Regions from separate parts of the Homo sapiens genome. Here all the other regions are linked to region 2. Evidence: chromatin loops called from intact Hi-C (ENCODE). Cell type or tissue: heart left ventricle. All regions are shown on one strand.

Region 1 (8,000 bases), 650 kb after region 2:
GTATCCCCATTAGCACTTGGCATAGAGCCTTACCTTGGCAGGTACCCAATAGATATTTGTTGAATGACTGAATTTCTAATTAGAGGTAAATTAGCTAAAAAGTAAGCCAAGATAGGAGTGAATGTTTTCTATGAAGCTTTATTTTATTACAGATATCAATTGAAATGATTATAAAAAATATTATCTATATTTGTGTGTTTTAATCCGAAAAGTCATTGTTCTTATTCTTTTTGGTAACAAATTTTGCACATTCTTTTTTTGTCCTCATTGATTTATTATCTGACATAAGGGACATATAAGGAGACAGATATCCATCTTAAAAATTGTCTCAAAAGCTTTCTTTTTTTTTAAACCACAGATAATGAAACAGCCACCAGTTAAATTTGATGCAAAAATATTGCATCTACCAACATATTCAGGTAGGATCATAAAGGACTTATCGAACATGTAGACTCTTTGTATACAGATACAAATATGAAATTTATTTGCAAATAGAATATATGTGAATAACTAAATTTATTTTGTCTTGACAATTGGCTATATTCTTGGGGCAGTGTTACACGAATTGTAAACAATCTGTAATTCATTTGTGCCAGCTGTTGACATTTCTTAGCTGAGTCTGGGCTGCCCAGTCCTATTGTGGGTGGGGAGGTTCCTGTAGATCTGGGCAAGTTTTCCTGTAGAGTGGGTGGGAGGTCTTCTCCTCCCTTCCCTTAGAGCTGGTTGAATTTCCACCATTTATGGCTGGTATAGGTGCACAGGGTTGGGGACAACAATGAAGGATTGGGATTCTATTAGAGGGACCAGGACATTTGAGAATGGGACTAGGTGGTTCATGACTGTGGAGGTGGTGTGGGAGTGGAGATACTTAAGGGATAATTATTACATTTCTGTTGAGCTAATGAAAGTCTTATTTAGGGTGACCATCAGAAATTTTTACATACCTTAAATTGGTTTTTTCGTTTAACAAATTATATTTTAAGCTGTTAAACTCGATTTGGGGAAAATTATTCATCGTGGCTAGAGTAGAATCTATGATTTGAAGTAAATTTAAAATATATTTAGGTTTAAATAAACCAGCTAAGGGTTTATATTGGTCAACTTAATTACTGATAAAAACAAAAAAGAAACTGTGTAGAAGGACGTTTTTGAAAGGCCAAGTGAAGCAAAGTATTATTAATAGTGCTTTCAGTGCCAAGTAGGACTATTTACGCAAACCTAGAGAATTATCACCTGGAAATACTATTTCCCTTTTCTTCTTTGAGTTATTTAGGAGATTATATTTACAATTTATTTTGTCTAAAGATAGAGATCAGCCAAAAATATGTTAATTTTAGGGGGTATCACATTTCCTAGATTTTGCCTTTTTTTTGTATAGGGATTTGGAGGTAGGAATTTCAGGTGATTTTTAGCTATCATGTTATTCTCGTTATTTTTTTTACAATAATTTTATTGGAACTTTTTAAGAACTGTAGGATTTGTGCTTTTCTCAATATTTGAGAGTTGATTTATTTATACAAAGGCTCTTTTGTCTTTTACTCCAGTTGTATTGAACTTTGCATTTTGTTATAGTGTAGGTTGTGGGACAGTTCTGCTTTAGACATCTGCTTTATTTGAAAGTATAGTTTTCCATTGAAGTGGTTAAAAAGTTTCCGTGGATAGATAAAGAGATTAGGAATATAGAAGGACGAATAAAAATAGTGTCATCTTTGGAGTATTTTTGGTTTTGACAGTGTAATGTTTGTCCTCATCTTAGCTGTCGTAATTCTGTGTTTATTTCTTATGTAATGTTTCCAGCAGTTCTTTTTCTCATCATATGTACTTTTATTATTTTCTTTCCATCGCAGTGGATAAGTTATTATTTCTGAAAGATCAAGATTGGAATGACTTTTTGCAACAAGTGTGCTCGCAGATCGACTCCACTGAGAAGAGCATGGGGGCCTCCCGAGCCAAGCTGAATCTCCTTTGCTATTTGTGCGTGGTGGCTGGTCACCAGGAGGTGGCCACCAGGCTCCTCCATTCCCCCCTGGTAAGCCTGTGTGACATGCCTTATGCATTTTAATTTGTGTTTTTATAGAGGCTCAAACAAGTGCTAAAATAACAATTTGATTTAACTACCACAAAAAAACTGATTTATCACGATTTTAGGTTTATGAAAATTATCCTCTGCTTAATCCTTAGGTCCTAAAGTAGATGACAGTAGATGGTGATTTTGAACTTATTTTGTTTGTTTGTTTGTAATACTCAGGTTTCCATTTTATGTTAACTTGTAAGATTTAAAAAAAAATCTGAAATCAGGCTGGGCGTAGTGGCTCATGCCTGTAATCCCAGCACTTTGGGAGGCCAAGGTGGGTGGATCACCTGAGGTCAGGAGTTCGAAACCAGCCTGGCCAACATGGTGAAACCCTGTCTCTACTAAAAGTACAAAATTAGCTGGGTGTGGCAGTGCACTCCTGTAATCCCAGCTACTTGGGAGGCTGAGGCAGGAGAATCACTTGAACCCGGGAGGCAGAGGTTGCAGTGAGCTGAGATCGCACCACAGCACTCCAGCCTGGGCAAAAAAAGTGAAACTCCATCTCAAAAAATAAAAATAAAAAAAAAGTGATATCATAAGACAGACCTTTTACCTTCTCATTAGTGACTGGAATGAACTCCCCATGTGGAATGGGTCGGGGGTGTCGGTTCCTTTACTGGGTCATCTGGTAAACTGCAGGGTTTCTGATGTGACATTGAAGGAAGACATCAATCCTCTAAGACATTTTTTTCCTCTTCCCCTGGGAATATTACTTTTTGGACTGTCTTGGTCTGTTGGTAAGCTCAAGGGAATTTGTCAGAGTTTTTTTGGTTTTTGTTTCTTTTGGCTCATGTTTAAGCATCGATTGGCAGAGTTTTTGAAGTCATCCTCAGAGAGGAATTACAGTGGTTCGGAGGTGTTTTCTATAGTGGTCCCTCATTTGGGAATTGGCTTGAAAAAATTTAAGTTCATTTGCTTCCAGGATAGTATTAAGGTTACTTTTTTTGATAGTTGGTGTGTGTCTATCAGGTAAGGGCAGTCATTTAGCGAATATAAAGTGGTAGGAGAAACTAAAAATACTGTTCTTAGTTTTTATTTTAATCTTATTCGTATACTAGTGCCTTTGTAATTTAGTAAATACCATTTTTGGTGTACAGTGTAAATTTCCTTTGTATAAAGTCCTGAGCTGTTAACTTTGCTGTCATTTTCTGTGTTTTGTGACTTAAACATTTTAATTTTTTCTTTTCTTTACACTTAAATTTCTTATTCTAGTTCCAATTGCTAATCCAGCATTTGCGGATAGCTCCAAACTGGGATATGTAAGTAACGTTTATATTTTAAAAATTATTTTTCATGACTTTATTAAGTAGTTACAGAGCACATATTTATCAAAAGCAGAGTCCTAAATAATTATCATAAATTATTCTGATGTAATGATGACTCTACTCATAGGCAATTTTTATGGGCATTCCAATGATAAATTTTAGAATATTAAAAATAGCCCTTCTCCTAATATTACAAATACAATTCTGGGATTATCTAAGGTACTCCTGGAAACTTTATTAACTGTTATTGTTTTTTTATTTTCTTAGAGACAAGGTCTCTCACTATGTTGCACAGGCTGGTTTTGAACTCCTGGGCTCAAGTGATTCTCCCATCTCTGACTCCCAAAGTGTTAGGATTACAGGTGTGAGCCACTGTGCCTGGCTAACTGTTACTGTTTTGAGTATTGATTATAAAATACTTAAACCCTGATCCCTGTGTATTAATTTAGTTATACTTCCTCGAAGTTTCCCTTGGCCACCCTTATCTTTCCCTCATGTAGCACATAGCTTCCCTAGATGTTATTTACAATCTAATGGGATTATGATTTATAAACTCCCGATGGAAGGAAGTGTCCTTGCTTTTTACAGAAGCAACATACCAGGTGGAGAGCACAGTAGATCAAGTGTTAGAAGGCTCTGGGTTCTGTTTGCCAATAAGACTTGGCCAAATGATTATCTTTTTCTCAATCTCTGCTTCCTGGGGACTGTGGGTGGGACAAGGAAATGGCATAGGTTTAGGATTCAGACAGACCTGGGTGTGGATCAAAGATCAGCTTTCTGGGCCAAGTACTTTAATTGCTGAGCCTCAGTTTCCTCATCTGTAAAATTGGGATGGGATAACTGCTTCATAGATTTTTGGTAATTATTCAACTTTGAATGAGGTAAATATATGAGATACCTTGTATAGTGCCTGATTCTTAGTGGGTATTTCATTTACAATGGGGTTGGGGTTGTAGAAGTTGTAGTTATTATCATCAAGCTTGCTTATCTCATGATTGTTAGGACAGGCACATGAAAAAATGGAGGCGAAAGGATTTTGTGGATTGTGGCACTGGTATGATAATAATTATTCTTCTATGTTGGTGAAATATGGGTGAACCAATAGAAGTTTAGAAAATGCTTAATAATAAGGGTAGTTCTTACTATACATCTTCTAATGTTACTCTCCCAAAGTAAAATCTGGTAATAAAAAGTAGGATTTTTAGGTAATGGTTGAGTATTTAATACTTTGAGAAGGCTCATGGTATGCTCATTAAAAATGAATCAATGAAATACTTATTTAAACACCTTTATTTAAAATGTGTTATATCCTTGAATGGGGTGCCCCCTGCTGACATTTTAAAACAGACATTCCAGATCATTTCCAAGTACAGTCATCCTTCTGTATCAGCCCGGAGATTGGTTTTAGTATCCCCTTGGATACCAAAATTCACACATACTGTTTTTTTCCCCCACTTTTAAAAATTGAAGTTTGATTGTAAAACAGTTTTAATTTGAATAAAGTGATACTGAGGTAGACAAGTTCTCTGGTAGGAATCCTCTTTTATTCTTTCTCCATTCAAAGCCACTTCCAGCGACGTTTTCTCTGACCTCAGGTTATATTACCTTGACAGCATATGATAAAGGGTCCTTAACTTAGTCTGGGAGATAATTATTATTGACGTAGATATATTTATTCTTTAGTTTTGTTTTGTATATAAAAAATTAGAATCACATGATATAATTTTATGTTTGTTTTCCCCTGTAACATATATATTACGTATTGTAAATGTTATTATTAACATTTAAAAATAAAATACATAATACTTAAGATAAACTTTTTATATGTTGTGAATATCTGATCATTTTATTTACTATTTTTGGATAGTATTATAATGTTGTAAATAATATTTTGATGAACATTTTTGAGAATAAATCTTTGTGCCTGCTTTTTCTTTTTCTCTTTAGGGAAGATTTGTAGAATTAGAACAGATGGATAGAAGGCAGTAAATATTTTTGTGACTTCTGAAAAATTGCTGAAATACTCTTAAAAAAATTGTATCAATATATAATCCCAGTCAATGTGTTTAAAATGCCTTTTGTTAGAACTTCCAACATTGAGTATTTATCAAATTGTATATCCTTTTATCCTTGCCAGTCAACTTTGAGGTATAATTCACATATAGTAATAGTGTAATACTGTAATTTAAAAAATTTGTTAATTGTAAATTATGCATAATTTAAAATATTCCATTTTAGCCATTTTTATGTATATAATGGCATTTAGTTCATTCTCATTGTTGTATAACCATCACCACTATTCATTTCCAAAACTTTTTCATCATCTTAAACAGAAGCTCTTTACCCATTAAACAGTAACTTCCCCTTTCCTTCCCCAGTCCTGGTAACCTATACTCTACTTATTCTATCTTTGTGAATTTGCTTATGGTGAGTACCTCATATTGCTACTGAAATATCAAGGGGTTTGGTTTAAGTCCTGTTGCTCACAGCACAGAAAGCCAATCACGGAGACAATGAGTGTTGCTAGGGAAGAAGGCTTCAATTGGGTGCTGCAGCTAAGGAGATGGGAGATCAGTCTCAAATTTGTCTCCTCAACTGACTAAAACCAGGGATGTATTTAGCAGGGAAGAAATATAACCATGTATGGGAAAACAGGAATCAAGGAAGGGTGAGGAAGAGGAATTGGTCAACAGGAAGCAGGTAGTTGGTTAGGCAATTGTAATGGGTGAGGGGGTCTGGTGTCTTATGGTCCAGATATGGTGATTTGGTAAGTTTCAGTTCCTTGATAACTATCTGGGAGGCCTGATGGTTGGTTTCCCAAGAAAGGAACTCAGATAAGACAAATGTAACTTCCTCAAGTTTTAAGACTGGGAGGGTCAATTTCTACGTTTATTTTAAAAGACTGTAAACATCAGTTCTATAGGACAATTGGGCTGGTTTCATTTGCAAGGTTCATCCATGTTATAACTAACATGTGTCAGCATTTCATTCCTTTTTAAGGCTGAATAATATTCCGTTGTATGCATATACTACATTTTGTTTATCTTTTCATCTGTTGTTGGGCACTGGCTTGTTTATATCTTTTGGCTATTGTGAACAATGCTGCTGTGAACATTAGTGTTTTCTGTTTTTGTTTTTTGCTAACAGCTATCCTGATGGGTGTGAAGTAGTATCTTACAGTTTTGATTTGTATTTTGTGACTAGTGATGTTGAACATCTTTTCGTGTGATTGTTGGCTATTTGTATATCTTCTTTGGAGAAAGATCTAGTCAAGTCATTTGCCAATTTTTGAACTGAGTTTTATGTTGTTGAGTTGTAGGTATTTTTTATATATTCTAGATATTAACCCCTTGTCAGATAAATGATTGCAAATATCTTCTCTCATTACATAGGTTGCTTTTTACTGTGGCAAGTGCCTTTTTGAGATATGAATTTAGGAGGAATTTTTCTATTTTTCAAATAAGAGTTTTATACTTGAATAAGGTAAAGTAAATGCTCATCCATCATAAATTTTTTAATTAAAAACATAGTTTTCCTGTTTCTTTGCTGTAGTTCTTCTCTTGGTTGATTAGATTTTATCATTTGGTAGGTTTTTTTTTGTTTGTTTGAGACGGAGTCTCGCTCAGTCACTCAGGCTGGAGTGCAGTGGCACAATCTCAGCTCACTGCAACCTCTGCCTCCCGGGTTCAAGTGATTCTTCTGCTTCAGCCTCCCGAGTAGCTGGGATTATAGGCACCTGCCATCATGCCCGGCTAATTTTTGTATTTTTGTAGAGATGAGGTTTTACCGTGTTGGCCAGATGGTCTCCAACTCCTGATCTCAGGTGATCCACCTGCTCTGGCCTCCCAAAGTGCTGGGATTATAGGCATGAGCCACCGCGCCTGGCTGTTAGTATTTTTTGTTTGTTTTCAAGAAGGCCTCTCAGTGGCTTACCTCTGTGCCATGCTTTGGAGTTTGAGCTCTCTTCCTTGTACTAACTGTAGTTCTGTAGGACTTGTGGGTAAACCTTACCTTTTTTTTTTTTTTCCCTCTTCTGTGTGACTTGTTTGAGTTAGCTTTTCTTTTCATTTCAGGCCTGTAAATTTTACTAGATTGTCTCTAGGAATCTCTTTTTACTAATTTGCTCCTTCCTGCCTGCCTGCCTGCCTCCCTCCCTCCCTCCCTCCCTCCAGTCCCGTCTTGTCCCGTCCCTTCCTTCCCCGCTCCCGTCCCTTCCTTCCCCGCTCCCGTCCCTTCCTTCCCCGCTCCCGTCCCTTCCTTCCCCGCTCCCGTCCCTTCCTTCCCCCTCCCGTCCCTTCTTTCCCCGCTCCCATCCCTTCTTTCCCCCTCCTGTCCCTTCCTTCCCCCTCCCGTCCCTTCCTTCCCCGCTCCCGTCCCTTCCTTCCCCGCTCCCGTCCCTTCCTTCCCCCCTCCCGTCCCTTCTTTCCCCCTCCCGTCCCTTCCTTCCCCCCTCCCGTCCCTTCTTTCCCCCTCCCGTCCCTTCTTTCCCCCTCCCGTCCCTTCTTTCCCCCTCCCGTCCCTTCTTTCCCCCTCCCGTCCCTTCTTTCCCCCTCCCGTCCCTTCTTTCCCCGCTCCCGTCCCTTCTTTCCCCCTCCCGTCCCTTCTTTCCCCCTCCCGTCCCTTCCTTCCCCCTTCTGTCCCTTTCTTCCCCGCATCCCTTC
Region 2 (8,000 bases):
GATGACTACTGTACCCTGTGTACCTGTTCCCAGAGCGCCTCCAAAATTAATTACTCCTCTGCACCTTTCCCAGTCATCTTAATTAGCTTGAGGGCCTCATTTTTTATGAACAAGAGTTAAGTATCTGTTAACTTTTTAAAGCTTGATAGAGATATAATTAACACATACTCTGGAAAGTTACTCTCTTTCACTGTCAAAAAATTGATTGATCACAGTTTTCCAAAATATGGTTCTGGATAAGATCCCTTAGGTTTCCCGAAATTTCAGCCTGGCTTGTTTTGTACCACGCAGGAGGTCATTTTGGGAGTTTGCTCTTTGGATTGTTCTTGGTAGAAGTCTGGAATCTGAATAGTTCAACCACAGTTGCATGGAACACTTTGAGTGTTCAACTGCATTATGTGGTCTTGATAAATTTTTAAAAATCCTATTTTGATAGTTTTTAAAAGTGGAAAACCATTACAAGAGTTGAGTGGATAGGGAATGTAAGAATGTAGTTTTAGAAAAATTCAATTATATTTGGTTATCACTGGTATTGTATTGTTATTGAGCTACCTTGTTATCATTTTAAGAAAAATAAGTTTATATACTGGGAACTATGTTGGGAAAATGTTGCCATAGTAACTTTATTTTTTATAATAGAATTTTCTATTTTTGACCAAACATAAAATATTTGGATATGGGCCAGGCATGATGGCTCATGCCTGTATTCCCAGCACTTTGGAAGGCCAAAGCAGGAGACTCGGTTGAGGCCAGTAGTTTGAGACCAGCCTGGACAACATAGTAAGATTCATCTCTACAAAAAAAAAAATTAGCCGGATGTGATGGCACATGCCTGTAATCCCAGCACTTTGGGAGTCTGAGGCAGGAGGATCCCTTGAGTCCAGGAGTTTGAGGCTTCCATGAGCTATAATCACACCACTGCACCCCAGCCTGCATGACAGAGTGAAACCCTGTCTCTAAAAAGTCTGAATATGAAAATTATATTGGCAGCATACTCAGACATAAACTCCAAAGTTGTCTCTACACTGATTTCACATCTGCATAATTTTCTGCATACCCAGCAGGTGAATTTTCAGTTTTTCTGGGAGACAATTTTGAAGAGATGGTGAAATAGAATGGGAAGTTAAGGAGGGGAGGTAAAATGTTTTAAATGAGAAGAACAAAAAAGCTTTAAAAGTCAATAACACTTTGGGAAGCTGAGGTGGGCAGATCACGAGGTCAAGAGATCGAGACCATCCTGGCTAACATGGTGAAACCCCATCTCTACTAAAAATACAAAAATTAGCTGGGCACGGTGGCTTGTGCCTGTAGCCCCAGCTACTCAGGAGGCTGAGGCAGGAGAATCTCTTGAACCCGGGAGGTGGAGGTTGCAGTGAGCCGAGATCGAGCCACTGCACTCCAGCCTGGTGACAAAGCAAGACTCCGTCTCAAAAAAAAAAAAAAAAAAAGTCGGTAAGAACGGCTTAAAAATGGACTGTTTTCTTTTCCTATGTGGCATTGGGTTGCCATGTAGACCTGTACCCCAGGTGCTTTGGGCATCTGAGCCTATGATCCATATTCAGCAGGCAGTAAAGAAACGGTCCTTGAAGATGAGTCCTTCCTGGTAATGCTTCCTGACCACCGAGGCACTACCAGAGATGTTATCCACACCAGGTCGAATGTGTGGATATCAGTTAACATCTACATGGGGTGAGATTGACTTTTGCAAACAAAAGGGAAAAGATGCACTAGAAAAACAGTACAAGTAATGACCACAAAAACATTGTTTGACTGAAATCCAGCTAGCTAAAAGAATCCTCAGCTCACTGAAGGAAGAGACTGAAAATAGGAAAGAAGTTCTGGTGATTTCATCCGAGGGAAATCCCCAGGCTTAGGTTTGACTTGGTTCAGGGTTGGAGGTTTATAGCCTCTTGTGTGATCCTTGATACCAGCAAACTGGTTCCAAATCCCAGGAGTTATCCTCACTCCACCATGGACTCACTGTTGTTGTAGCACTTTTGTTTTCCCAGTAGTTAAATGCTACCTGTGCAGCTGACATCACTGGACTAGATCTGGGAATAGATGAAATAATGTTGAAAACAAAACTTTAGAGGTGCCTTCTGGTATCAGATGCTGCAAGGCCTTGAGCATCAGAGTGTGTTAAGTCCCATCTACTGTATCAAGGCCAGAGTGTGGCTCCATGCTCTTAGGAAGGGTTTCCCAACCACGGGGCCAGAGCCCAAAAGGTTTCCCCTTCCCTAATATGCTAATGAACGAAACATGTAAATCTGTTTTCCCCTGTTAGGCTAGTCTTACTGTGATGAGAAGTGTACCTGGCTTTCCTTTTCCTGGGTGGAGACAGCTGGGGCATATTCGGGTGGCATTCCCTCTCAGTACCAGAGGCCCCACTGCCTGCAGCTGGAGGCATGTGACCATAAGCTCCTGCTTTTGCTTTTTGGGCTTGCATCCCTCTTTTCTGTGAACTCTGGAGAATGCTGGAATTAAAACATTTAAGCATTTTGATTAAATGAGCTTGAGCTCCTCTGTTCTTTTCTAGGTGCTCTTGTTCTCCAACTCTCCTGCCTCTTTCTACCTCTGCCCTATACATTCCAGCTCTGGAGACAGAGTCTGAAACTGGAGTCTCTGGAGGGATGAGAAAACCATCTTTAATTGTAACAAATGGGGTGGGTAGACGAGCTTCAGAGTGGGAGCAGATTGCATTGAGGTTCAACTCTCCCACCCATGCCTGGGAGTCAAGTCTTGGAGAGGAGTAACACTTGGTGGTCAGCACAGCTCAGAGTCAGAGACAATAGCCAGCAGGCCAGCAAGGCTGGCTGTGTGAGGCACAGGAAGCAGGGCATAGGTAGGGAGCAGAGCTGGGGGTTCTCTCTCTGCTGGAAGATAGCAGCTGCCCCTTGGCATATGGGGGTTGCACACTGCACCTTGTAGCCAGGGCTGCTATTTGCTGTTCTGTGAAGGAGTTGGCCACTCATTGTGACATGCAGGACAGTGGCCTTCTGAGAACCTGCTGCTTGCTTGCATAGTGCAGCACAAGTGAGGACAGGCAGGGGTGGGAGCATTTATGGTGATCAGATGTGCCTGGCAAGCCCCTGTTCAGACATTGCTCACATTCCAAATGTTTTCGTGTAGAATATTGCACAGGTCTGGGGACGCTCTACCTGTGCCCTGTGAGTGTTAATAATGGTGGAGAAAGAGTGTAGCTGTGCCCTTGAGAGAGAAGGTGAGGGAAAGAGTGCACCAGTCAGCTGACCGTCAGCTGGCTAGGCTCTTCACTGAGTCCTATGTCGCAGTGCACAAATCACTGCCCATCAGGCCTCAGTTTCCTCATCTGGTAAATGGTGATAACATCAATCTGCCCCCCCGCCAGGGTGCTGTTATGAGGGTCAAAAGTGGTAGTGGAGGGTAATACTGGGTGAGTCCATTGTGTGTGGGAGGAGAAAGGCTTTACATTCACCTGGTACATGAAGGTTTTTCTGCTTCAGGCAGCACAGCACAGCCATTTCTTCTGGCCTTTACAAAAAGGCATTTTGTTATACTACAGTGTAAACCTCATTTTTTTCACTCCAAAAGGTAGCAGCCCCTCTTCTTCCCACCCTGGACCTGCCTTTCACTCCCTGGGCACAGAGCGCATGGTACCATTGATGTTTGGTTTATTCCAGGATCCAAGGAGCTGGTTCTGCTGGTTGGACCAAACCTCGTGAGCCAGCCACCCCTGACCCAAATGAGGAGAGCTCTGATTCTCCCATCCGGGAGCAGTGATGTCAAACTTCTGCTGCTGGGGAAATCTCATCAGCAGGGAGCCTGTGGAAAAGGGCATGTCAGTGAAATCTGGGAATGGCTGGATTCGGAAACATCTGCCCATGTGTATTGATGGCAGAGCTGTTGCCCACAAGCGCCTTTTATTTAGGGTAAAATTAACAAATCCATTCTATTCCTCTGACCCATGCTTAGTACATATGACCTTTAACCCTTACATTTATATGATTCTGGGGTTGCTTCAGAAGTGTTATTTCATGAATCATTCATATGATTTGATCCCCCAGGATTCTATTTTGTTTAATGGGCTTTTCTACTAAAAGCATAAAATACTGAGGCTGATTTAGTCAGGGCAAAACCATTTACTTTACATATTCGTTTTCAATACTTGCTGTTCATGTTACACAAGCTTCTTACGGTTTTCTTGTAACAATAAATATTTTGAGTAAATAATGGGTACATTTTAACAAACTCAGTAGTACAACCTAAACTTGTATAAAAGTGTGTAAAAATGTATAGCCATTTATATCCTATGTATAAATTAAATGAGGTGGCTTCAGAAATGGCAGAATAAATCTAAAGTGTTTATTAACATGTGTCTTTGCACTTATGTGAAAAATTCCGAGTTATGGATCCTTTGCTAGACAGTGTGATGTGGGCCTGACATAATGGGAGGGGGTTGTTGAAAGAAGTGAAAGTCAGGTCATCTTGTCCAGTGAGGCCTAGACAGGCGCAAGGGCTCAAATAGTCTTTAGTACTAACCCCCAACCAAAATAGCAGTCACAACAATGCCCTGGGGGCTGGGAGGCCTCCCCAGTTTGCAGGCTCTGCCCCTGCCCTGCTATGTGCAGCAGGCACTTTCCGTGCTCCGCGTTTTGGGCTCTTGTCTACTGTGAAGGTGAAGTTTCATCTCCCAGGACCAGCCTGACCACAGAATGGCCACCAGGGGGCGCAGCTGCCGGCCACCTCCTCAGGTTTCCAGCCAAGGGAAGGTGGCCTTTAGCAAAGGCTGTTCCTATAGCAGCTAATAAAATTCCCAGAAAGAAAGCAAATGCACTATCCTCTCCTGACCATCCTCTAAACACATTGGGGAATTCACTCTCCAAGAGTCTCTGCACCATCTGTCCTGAATCAGAATCTTTTGGAGGAAGGCAGTGACTTCCAAAATAAACATCTGAGTTATTGGGTGCTGGGATTTGGTAGTTGATAGTTTTCAGACACCATCTGCTTTAACCACTTTTTTGCTCAGGTTGAGAAGCTGAGGCTTGTTCTAGGGAGCCAGTGACAGTAAAGTTTGGAGCTCTGTTTCCCCTGAGGAGGAAACAAGTGGCTGTCCCCCACTTGGCAATACCCACAAAGAATAAAAGATGTTCCTTCTATGCCAGGAGGGCTGGATGAGAAGTTCTGGCTGGTGAGTTGCCTTCTTTTTTCTTGGGGCCTACCCCTTGAAGGGGCCCAGGTAGCAGAAGTGCTACCTGACAGCTGCCAAGCATCTTTGGGCAGTGCTAGTGGAGGAGAGGCTCTAAGGAGCCCACCTGGCTCTGCTGAGTCAGCACCAAGACATTGCTGGGATCAAATGTGGTCGGCAAATTCTGTGGAATACATTGAAGAACTTGAAGATTATCTTTGTGGCTTGTGGTGGAAAAGGACTTCTTAAGTCAAATGTGGACGGCAAAATCTGTGGAATATGTTGCAGAACTTGAAGATTATCTTTGTGGCTTGTGGCGGAAAAGGACTGCCTTAAGGCAAAATGATTGATGAATTTGACTATATACAAATAAGGATTTCATGGGCAAAGTTAAAAGAATGGGAGGAGATATTTATGATGCCAGAAACCACTAAGGGATTAATAACAGAAGAAATTCCTGTAAATCAGCAAGTAAGAGCAACCCCACTAGAAAATGTGCAGACAATTAACAGAAGAGAAAACGTAAAAAGCTAATAAGCATATGAAGAGATTTTAAATCATTAATACACATTCAAACAACAATAAGACCACCTCACACCTATGAGTTTGGCAAATCTTGCAAAGCTCTATGGCACTAAGTGCAAGAGGGAGTGTGGAGATGCAGGACTTCGTGCGAGGTGGCAGTGAGTAGAGAGGCACGGCCAATCTGCAGAGCCATGCCACTGTTAAGAGCTGAATTCTGTTCCCCCAAAATTCACATGTTGAAGTCCCAACCCATGAGAAAATAAATGTCTGCTTAAACCACCCAGACTGTGCTACTTTGTTAGGGCAGCCTAAACAAACTAATACAGCCTACTTACCCAAGTTAAGAGTGCACACCTTGTGAAGTGGAAATTTGACTTCTGGTTATTTGTCCCAGGAAAATTCTTATACAGATCCTCAAGGGGACATGTTCATTGAAGACTTACTGGTGTTGGTGGAAAGCAATCTGTGTATCCATCATGGAAAGAAAGTGTGCAGGCTCACCACGGAGCACCACGATGCAGGCAGATGTACCAGATTTAGATGTAACATCACATGGATGAATCCTCAAAACTTAGAGCTGAGTGAAAAACCACCGTTATATGATAAGAAATATATGCATACAAGACCATAAAATATTTTGTGAGGATATATGCGAAAAGATACATGTTAAATACACTTGAATGGCTGCTTACAAGGGACCAGGAGCTTGGGAGTTAGGTATAGGGATAATAAGGAATTGTTTTAAAAAGAGGGTTGCTTGTGTCAGCAGTCAGTTATGAGAGCTCTGGGAGAATGGGGTGGGCCTGCATTTCCCCTGGGAGATCTTGTCCTGGCCTTGCCCAGCCCTGCAGTTGACATGACAAGGTTAAGAAGGCTGGCCTTTGGGGCTCTAAAGCCCCATATGCTGCCAGAGTGTTTAAGCCTGCACAGGGCTGCAGTGGTGGGGGAAGGGGCGGGGAAACAAGCCTGGGGTTATATTGGTCAGGGAAGGCTCTGGAAGCCATGGGGGGCTTGGGTGGGGAAGAGCATAGAGGAGAGACTCCAGAGGGGAAAGTGGGCAGGGGGAGCTGGTTCTGACCCCCAAGCCACTAGGGACTCTCCTTCCCATATTCGAGCCGTCTGACCAGCAGTTTCCTGGTCAAGACTTTCCCATATGAGGCACTCAGCTAAAGGGCTCTCATGAGGACAAGGAACACAGCTGCAGGGGGACAGAGGTGCCCTCAAGGCAATTTCTTCCTCCTAACCCAGAAATATCCTGTTCTGGCCACAGAGCCCAGAGTGTGGGCCTGGGGAAGTGAAGCCAGAGGCGGGTCGGGGTGGGAGGAATAAAGGTGACCAGGACCTTTATTCCCCCAGCCCTGGGGGTTATTCCAGGCGCTTTTCCTGAGGCCCCAGGGATCAGAGCAAGGGCCGGGGCAAGGAACACAGGGCCAGCATTAGAATGAACTTTCTCACAGAGCTGTCCAGCAGGGGCTGGAGAGGCAGTGAGCTCTCCACTGTGAGGTGTGCGGGCAGAAATGAGATGTGTCTAATGGAACCTTGGAACATGCTGTCCCCATCTCACAGACATCGTCTCATACAGAATGCTGGCGTCCGAGGGGACATTTGCCTATCTCCCGGAGTGCCTCCTGTTGTGTCCATCCCACAGGGCGAGTCAGACGCCAGTTGCAGGAAACAGCCTGTGCCAGCTCTCGTTTGAAGAGTAAATATTAGTCTTTTCAAGAGCTGCTTGTTCTGTGTCACTTGGCACCGAGGACATTGAGCTGGAGGCAGCCGGGGGGGACACTCCACATCCAGATGGAGTCTGTGGGCCTGGGTCACTGCTGCAATGAGGGACCCAAGAAACAAGCCTCACCATATCCAGCCAGACATCCTCTCCTTACTGCTTGGTCAGCCCCTGAGCCCCTGCCTAGGGGAGTTCAGACCCTGCTGAGGCCCCAGGCCACCTGGTTCTCCTTAGCTACTGTCCAGGCTGCTTCTGCAGAGGCAGGGAACTGGATGTTTTGACCTGGACTGCAAGATCTCTGAGCCCCAGCTCTGATGCATATGGTTTAAATTCCTCTGATCATCAGGGAGGGGGAATGACCTGCTCTTGCCCCACTGTCATTCCCTCTGGCCACCCCAACTAACAGAGCACCCCCCTCACTCTAACCCTCATCCTGCCTTCTTTTTCTGTAACTTTTCTCTTTTACTATCTGTCTCCACCATTAGAGGGTCAGTTCCATGAGGGCAAGGGCTCTGCCATGTTCACCACTGCATCCTCAGTGTCTAGAACTGTGCACACAGTAATTATTTGCTGAATGAAAATATG
Region 3 (8,000 bases), 320 kb after region 2:
ATGAAATAAGAACAGAAACTGAGAGTAAATGGTTACTTTTCAAGCAATTTGCATTGCCACGTTGTCCAAGTACATGCCAATGGTGTGGACCATTCAAGTGTCATTGCACTCTAATGGTGAGTTTTGGGTGGACAGGCAGCAAACTGACCACAGGCAGGAGGACCACATTACAACCCATGAGATTTTAAGGTTAGTTTGTCAACCGTAAGTCAAAAGCATATAAAAATCTGAGCAAATGTAAGCATTTCTTTTTTTTCTTTTTTTTTTTTTTTTGAGACTGAGTCTCGCCCTGTTTCCCAGGCTGGAGTACAGTGGCGCGATCTCTGCTCACTGCAACCTCCACCTCCAGGGTTCAAGCGATTCTCCTGCCTCAGCCTCCTGAGTAGCTAGGATTACAGGCGCCCACCATCAGACCCGGCTAATTTTTGTATTTTTAGTAGAGACGGGGTTTTGCCATTTTGGCCAGGCTGGTCTCGAACTCCTGACCTCAGGTGATCCGCCCGTCTTGGCCTCCCAAAGTGCTGGGATTACAGGCGTGAGCTACTGCGCCTGCCCAAGCATTTCTTTATTTTTCTAACTTGTTACTTTTACCATCAAGTTAATTCTAATCAAGTTTTTAAAAATTTATAGTTTAATATTATTATCTAAGTTGGAGATATAAAATTTGTATTGTTCATTTGTTAGCCAGACTTTACAGATTGTAAAACAAAGCCTCATAGAAAAATTTTGGCCAAAAAATTACTTTAAATGTCTTATCTTCCTTTCCAACCAACATCTCTCTCTGAGGCTGGTTTCTCTATTGTGAGTGTTATTAAAAGAAAACACAAGCTTATATGTTATCCCCTGCAAATAACACTATTGTTAATCTGAACTAGCTGAGATAAATTAAAAGAATCCAATCCTCATTTATCACATTAAAAACTTGAATATTGTATCAGGCAATATTTGCTATAATTAAAAAAGAAAATAAAAGAAAAAATAAAACTTCAATATTGATATATATTCAAAGTGAGAGTATGTATGTAATATAAAAAATCACGGCTTCACTTGTAACTTTTTGTTTAGTTATAACTGCAGAATGACAGGAGTATAATAGTGAATCTGTATTAAATGCTCTAGGTACACTTTCAATGAATAATACGTACTAACCTCATAATTCTTTTATATTTCCCTGTTTGTTCTCATATTTTTAAAAGGTAATTTTTTTTTTTTTTTGAGACGGAGTTTCACTCTTATTGCCCAGACTGGAGCACAATGGCACAATCTCACTCACTGCAACCTCTGCCTCCCAGGTTCAAGCGATTCTCCTGCCTCAGCCTCCCAAGTAGCTGAGATTACAGGCATACGCTACCAGGCCCGGCTAATTTTGTATTTTTAGTAGAGACAAGGTTTCACAATGTTGGTCAGGCTGGTCTCAAATTCCCTGACCTTAGGTGATCCACCAGCCTTGGCCTCCCAAAAGTGCTGGGATTACAGGTGTGAGCCACTGTGCCTGGCTTTGAAAGGTAATTTAATGTCTGTTGAAACTAATATTTTAAAATTTTGGCTTGTATTTTATACTTCTTTGGATGTATTTTATTTTTCCTGAAATTCTTTATTATTGTATTTTATAAAAATATTGGCCCATGATGGACAGATGATACAAATTTTAAAAAACAACACACCAGTCTTTCACCACTAAGATTTGAGAAGTATGGTTCTATGCATCCGTAAAGTCCCAGAGATGTGGCTGGCTATTTACACCAGATTAACTGCCCTTCACCCCTGTGAACAGTCACTCTGGGTCAGGACTCGAGCCTTGAGAGGGCAGCAGCAGAGGGGGACCAGAGCCAGGACTACAACTGGTGGGGTTGGGGGTGCTTACATACTGGGTTCCTGAGCCAGGCAACTCCACTTTCTTTGGTGGGTCACTTCCACAGTTTCTGCAGAACTCTGGAACAGCTAAACACACAGTACAATTTCTTCTCCAGTCATAGGCTAGTGGCCCAAGGGTGGCAAAGGCCACCATTGGCTGGAAATCATGCAAACAGGAGAGTCGGGGTCCAAGGCTACTGCTGCTACTCTGGTCCTTAGTGTCACAGGTGACTTAATAGAGGCCCCAGGGAGGACTATGAGTTTATGCAATTGAGGTGTGGGAGAACAATACATCACTGTTCTTTCTTTTTTGAAAAGAAGTACTTAAGCCTTTGCCTGTCACTTGAGAATCTCCTCTATCAATGGTCCCCACTGCTACCAGCTGCCTGGCCCTTGGAAACCCTGCTGGATTCTGCCCTTCCCTGCTCTTGGGGGGCCCTAGGTTCCCTCTCTTACTTTTTTCCCCTGAATCTTGTCACATCGATGTACAGGCATTGCTGAGCCTCAGCGCTGCTGGTCCTGGAGGCTGCTGGTCTAAGCTAAAGGCCTGGATTTCTCTCACTGGTTTTCAATTCTTTGGGACTTCAGAGCAGGATCAGCCTGAACTTTGGGCATTTGGCATGGTGAATGCCCAAGTACTGCCAAGCAAACATTTCCTTTAACCCTGGATTCAGTCATCGTGCTGTGGCTTTATAGAACTTAGGAACTACAGGCTAAAGTAGTACGGAGGAAAGGCTCTTACTTTCGGATGTTTTCAGAAAAAAAAAGCAAAGAAAACATTTTCTAAAAAGAAGATGCATTAGAAAGGAGCGGGTTGATTTCATAAGGTGGGAAGCACTCTAATACAGAATACGTTTTGTAAACTTTTTAAAAATGTCTTTCTACTTCCTGGTGCAGCAGGATGATAGGCAAGGTGGCCTCCTCCTCATTCTATGATTAATTTCTTCACTTGCACCCCAAGCCTGTGCACACGCTGTCCTCTTGTTCTGGAATGCCTCCCTCCAGTTCCCCTGGAGAACTGAGACCATGCTCATGCCTTCTTCAAGTGGCTTCTGAGACCCCAAGCAGAGGGACTCCCTCCACTGTCATCATGACCACTTCTGCTGCCTGCGCAGACGGAGCCCCTTTCAAGGGCTGGGACTGTGTCGGTTCCTCTCTGGATTCCCAGAGCAGCATGGAACTGAGTCACACTGAGGGAGGACTCAGGACATCTTGAGACGAAGAGTGGGACGGAGGAACCCAGGCTCAGGAGGGAAGACTCCTCCACCTAAGGAGTCCTTGGGGATCTGGCATGGCACCCCTACCCACCCGCCTTTCCCCCCTCCACCACCCCCCCGCCCTCCGCCAACCACAGCAGCCCCGAGAATCCACTGAAGCTCCAGAAGGGACGTCAGACTCCTGGTCCCAAGGAGGGGCTCTGGAATGTGAGGGGCCAGGCCTTCTTCCTGGCCATTTCCTCTCAACTTGCACCCCAGAAACAAGCACTCTGTTTACAGTGAGGATGTTGGGGGTTCCAGGAGGCAGAGTTGCCCGCCCTGAACTACTTTCCAGGGAAAAGCAAACCCATCTGATCTTGTGATTGGATTAGGGCGGTTTCTTCAGGTCTTTTGCTGTCTCCAAGTGCCCTCTGCTGGCTACAGAAAAAGAATTCCTTTTAGGATATGATGTTTTTGAGCCGTGAGCTCAGATGCACAAAAAATTTCATTTTTTTCTAAATCTCGACTTAATCCCTATTATAAGCTCTCAATTGACTCAGGTAATTCAGCATGACTTTCTTCCTCCACCAACTTCTCCCCAGGTGGCATCTAGGTTCTGGGTGCTGGCACTGGCCAGAGCTGCGGGGGAGGCTGGTGTCCACTTCCTTTGTCCTGTTGGCAAGGCTCTTCAGGACATACCTGCCTCTCTGCTCCCAGGCAGTGTGTGGAATGATTCCCACATCTGTCTGGGGCCAGGTACTTCAGGATCTCCTGGGACTTCTCCACTGAGACGTATCTGCTGGCACTTCTACTTCCTCACTGCCCCATGTGGTCCCTGCCCTGTGATGGGGTGAGTTGCTGGGGAGGGGCTCTGGAACATCCTTACTTCCCCAGGACCCCTGCCAAATGAGCTCATCTGTCCTTGGAGCCCCAAACTCATCAGGGGCTTCTCCTATAACCTTGGATGTGGCCCACAGATGGGGAAAGGACAAAGGCTCCCACACCGGTTGAACGCTGGCATCCCTTCCAACTCCCACGGCCTGGAGAATCTGCATGAAGTCCTTGTCCTTTGTGTTTGGCAAGCAGGAGTAGCACAGGAGGAGTAAGCAGTAAAAAGAGAAACTGTTTCACCAACTTGATGATTTAAAAATTTTTAAATATATATATATATATATATTTTTTTAAAGAGAGAGAGAGAAAAACTGGCTCCACAAGTTTCCTTCTAAATCTTTTGGTCTCACACCAAAACATGTACTCAGCTTTGTCCTTCCTTCCTTTCATGTTTGAAAACCAGGAATTTTATTATCTTTGTTTTCTGGTCTCACCAAATGCCTCTTTGACAACTTCTCCCTTAGGCCATGACGTCCTCTTTTGAACTTCCTGGGCTGGGAGAAGGGCTTGGGATACACATGAAGAAATTCGGCATAGAACAGGGACGATGCACCAAACCACCTTGAACATCCTCCCGTCACACATGAGACAGAAGAATGCCTTCTAGGGTTTACAAAACATCTATCAGTAGAGGGCATTAGAGGGCTTCCCATCTTTTGAGATGAACTCTTTTTGCTCCCACACCTTTTTATTATTTAAGTTTATTCTTTACTTTTTCCGAAAACACTTCAAAGTGACTTGCAGACACCAAGCCCCTTTATCTTAATCCTTTAGCTCCTAGGAAATAGGACATGCCCTTACATATACACAGTGCAATTATCAATCTCAGTAAATTTTATATTGATACAATTTTAAAAATACATGCTATATATTCAAATTTCTGGTTGTCCCAACACTGTCTTTTATAGCATTTTTTCCCACTCCAGTATCCCATTCAGATCATGAACTGCATTCGTTGCCTTGTCTCTTTATTCTCCTTTAATCTGGAACAGTTCCTTAGTCTTTGTCATGAAACTGACAATTTTTAAAGGGATAGGTACATTGTTTTACAAAATAATAAATGTCCCTCAAAATGTCAACCACATGGTTCAGGTTTTGCATTTGTGGCAGGAACAGCACAGCATGATGTGTGTCTCTCCCAGTACATCTCATAACAGGTGATGTCTTATAGCAGTTTGTCCCATTTTGGGTAATGTTAAATTTTACGACTTGTTTAAAGTGGCGTACCACAGAGTTATCCACTGCAAAGATATTGTCCCCCCTTTGTAAGTAATAAGCATTCTGTGGGAAGATACAATGGGTGTAAATATTCTGCTGCCTAACGAATTTTTACCCAATGGTTTCAATATCCATTGTTGTCTGAATTAGTTAGTATTATGGTTTCAAAACGGTGGTTGTTCTTTTTTTTTGAAACGGAGTTTCGCTCTTGTTCTGGAGTGCAATGGCACGATCTCGGCCCACCGCAACCTCGGCCTCCCGGGTTCAAGCGATTCTCCTGCCTTAGCTTCCCGTGTAGCTGGGATTACAGGCATGCGCCACCGTGCCCGGCTAATTTTGTATTTTTAGTAGAGACGGGGTTTCTCCATGTTGGTCAGGCTGGTCTTGAACTCCCAACCTCAGGTGATCCGCCCGTCTCGGCCTCCCAAAGTGCTGGGATTACTGGCATGAGCCACTACACCCAGTGAAATGGTAGTTTTTCTAATTCTATTGTCCCTTCTGTATTTGTCATTCACCTTCCTTCTACTGTAAGGAAGGGCATAGAGGAATGCATTCTAGGATCCCCTTTCCATCCTTCCTCTGCTTGGAATGCCTTCCCCACTTGGCAAATCCTGGAAACCCAGATACAGGGTCACCTTACCTCAAAGCTTTCCCTGCCCACCCACTCTCTCTCTCTTCCTTTCAATTAAGATGGGCTGCGGCTATCTGACCTTCTTAGAGCCCCTGAGACAAGGAGAGACTGGAAAGGGGAATTTGCGTCCCACAGCAGAACTCCCACCCAAACTCCACCTGGTCTAGTGCAGTGGGTCTCAAACTATGGTGCACACCAGAATCACCTTGAGGGCTTGTTAAAACACAGATACCTGGGCCCTATACCTGGGATTCTAAGGCACTATCAAAAAATCTTACTGGCTTAACAACAAAGTTTATTTCTCCATCAGGTTACATGTCAAATAGGTTGGCAGGAAGCTCTGGTCCACATACTTGGAGACTCAGGATGGTGGAGACTCCAGCACTTCAATACGTGACCTGAGGGTTTAACACACAGGAAGAGAGGAGCACAGAGTCATGCACGGGTTTTTCTCTGCTTATTGCCCATTGGCCAGCCACTAATCATGTGACCTGCTCGACTGCAATGGCTGGGAAATGGGGATCTGATGAATCATTTGGTGAGCACCATAATTTCTGCTACCACCACGCTCCCTCGATCCTACCAGCCCACTACCACACAGGCCTTCTCTTAGTTCTTCGAACGCACCAAAGTGCTTTTCTGCCTCCGGGCCTTTACACCAGCTGCTCTCTCTGCGGAAATGCTCTTGTGCCAGATCTCACATGCTTCACTCAAGTACCCCTCCCTGGAGTGGCTTTCTCTTACTGTCCAATCCAAAGCAGCCACCCACTCCTTCACACCACCCTGTTTTAATTCTCTGCACAGCCCTTGTTATTCTACACTTGGTGTTGTTCTCTCTAGATTGTACACTCCGTGACAGCAGAAACTGGCTCACTTATTCGTCCCCAGTACTTAAATGCCTGGCACATGGTAGGTGCTCAAAATACATTGACTCAACTAATTAACTCTAAGGTGCATTACTGTTTTCATGTCACAGGTTTAAAAAAAAAAAAAATGGAGGACCTAAAGAGGGTAAGTGGCTTGCCCAAGGTCACACCACTGCCAAATGGTTAGCACCTGACTTAAAATCCATGATGCCACATCCTACCACAGTGTTTATTTGCATAATCTCACTGCTTTCAAATATTGAGGTGGCAGAATATTTATTTTTTTCTTTTGTTCTTCTCACAATTCTCCATCTGGTGGACCTCCACTGTCCTTGGTTGTCTCTTAACTCTATGGAAGGCAATTTGGCAATAACCATCCAGGAATTTATTTCACAGATGTACTCACATATGTGGACAATTGCATATATGTAAGGTTTTTTCATTACAGTACCGTGATAGCAAAAGATTAGAATTAACCCAGTGACACCAGGCACAGTGGCTCACACCTGTAATCTCGGTGCTTTGGGAGGCTGAGGCAGGAGGATTGCTTGAGCCCAGGACTTCAAGAAGAGCATGAGCAACACGGTGAGACCCCCACCTCTACAAAGAATACAAAATAAAAATTAGCTGTGCATGGTGGCACACACCTGTGATCCCAGCTACTTGGGAGGCTGAGGCAGGAGGATTACTTGAGCCCAGGAGGTCAAGGCTGCAGTAAGCCATGTTCGTGCCACTGTACTGCAGCCTGGGCAATGGAGTGAGATCCTGTCTCCACAAAAAAAAAAAAAAAAAGAATTATCCCAGTGACCATCTGTAAGGGATGGTTCATAAAGGTATGTATAATTCACAGCAGGTGTATGCACACAGTGGAATAGTACACAGCCCTGAAAAGTGAGGGACATCTTCAGAGTCTGACTGGAAAGTTGTCTAAGGTATGATATCATGTTGAAAGAAAGAAGGCATGTAACAGTATGTGAAGTATATGCCTTTCATTTAATTTTGCAAAGAGCTAAACACTTTCAAGTCTTACATAAAGAGATCGTCTCCTTGATGAAAAGATAAAAACAAAATACAAATCAGAATACCAGTGTGGTTTCCATCATTTGAACTTATTTTATTGATACTCATTAGTGAATAAAATTGTGTTGATTTTTGATGCATTACAACACACTTTTTGGTAGTGGTTGCACAATGTTGACCGTTTATTTATTTACTATACTAAGTATTGCAACCTCTGAACTGCCAATTTTTACATGGTATTTCTGGCAATGATGAGTGGCTTCTCTCTCTGAATACATAAAATGGTCCATTCAGTCCATGGTTTTCATATTCCTTTGTTATTCT

The links. A loop is a pair of places that touch in the nucleus more often than their neighbours do. Peaks named below come from ENCODE experiments on the same cell type or tissue, not always from the same donor. Only the 100,000 strongest peaks of a DNase experiment are listed, where the experiment ranks them.
Region 1: it touches region 2 in a loop (6-fold over the local background); 19 of 110 quality-filtered maps call a loop at or near these places.
Region 3: a loop joins it to region 2, with 4 times the contacts of the local background. A loop is called at or near these places in 51 of 110 quality-filtered maps.

What each region holds. Positions count from the first base shown.
Region 1 is chr3:41,890,851-41,898,850 of GRCh38, reverse strand. It overlaps ULK4 (unc-51 like kinase 4), which reads left to right. Exons shown (of 37, transcript NM_017886.4): 14 at 359-419; 15 at 1,848-2,029; 16 at 3,287-3,333. Among named protein-coding and RNA genes, the nearest start is that of ULK4, 67 kb to the left of the region's middle. In heart left ventricle, a CTCF peak has its summit at 4,660 (motif pointing left); no DNase peak of the experiment used is centred here.
Region 2 is chr3:42,544,317-42,552,316 of GRCh38, reverse strand. SEC22C (SEC22 homolog C, vesicle trafficking protein) reads left to right here. Exons shown (of 7, transcript NM_032970.4): 7 at 1-4,348. Among named protein-coding and RNA genes, the nearest start is that of VIPR1-AS1, 16 kb to the right of the region's middle. In heart left ventricle, CTCF peaks have their summits at 4,477, 4,692 (motif pointing right) and 7,143; DNase peaks (open chromatin) are centred at 4,676 and 7,386; H3K27ac peaks cover 1,355 bases.
Region 3 is chr3:42,225,521-42,233,520 of GRCh38, reverse strand. It overlaps TRAK1 (trafficking kinesin protein 1), which reads right to left. Exons shown (of 16, transcript NM_001042646.3): 16 at 7,631-8,000. Among named protein-coding and RNA genes, the nearest start is that of CCK, 37 kb to the left of the region's middle. In heart left ventricle, a CTCF peak has its summit at 3,484 (motif pointing left); no DNase peak of the experiment used is centred here.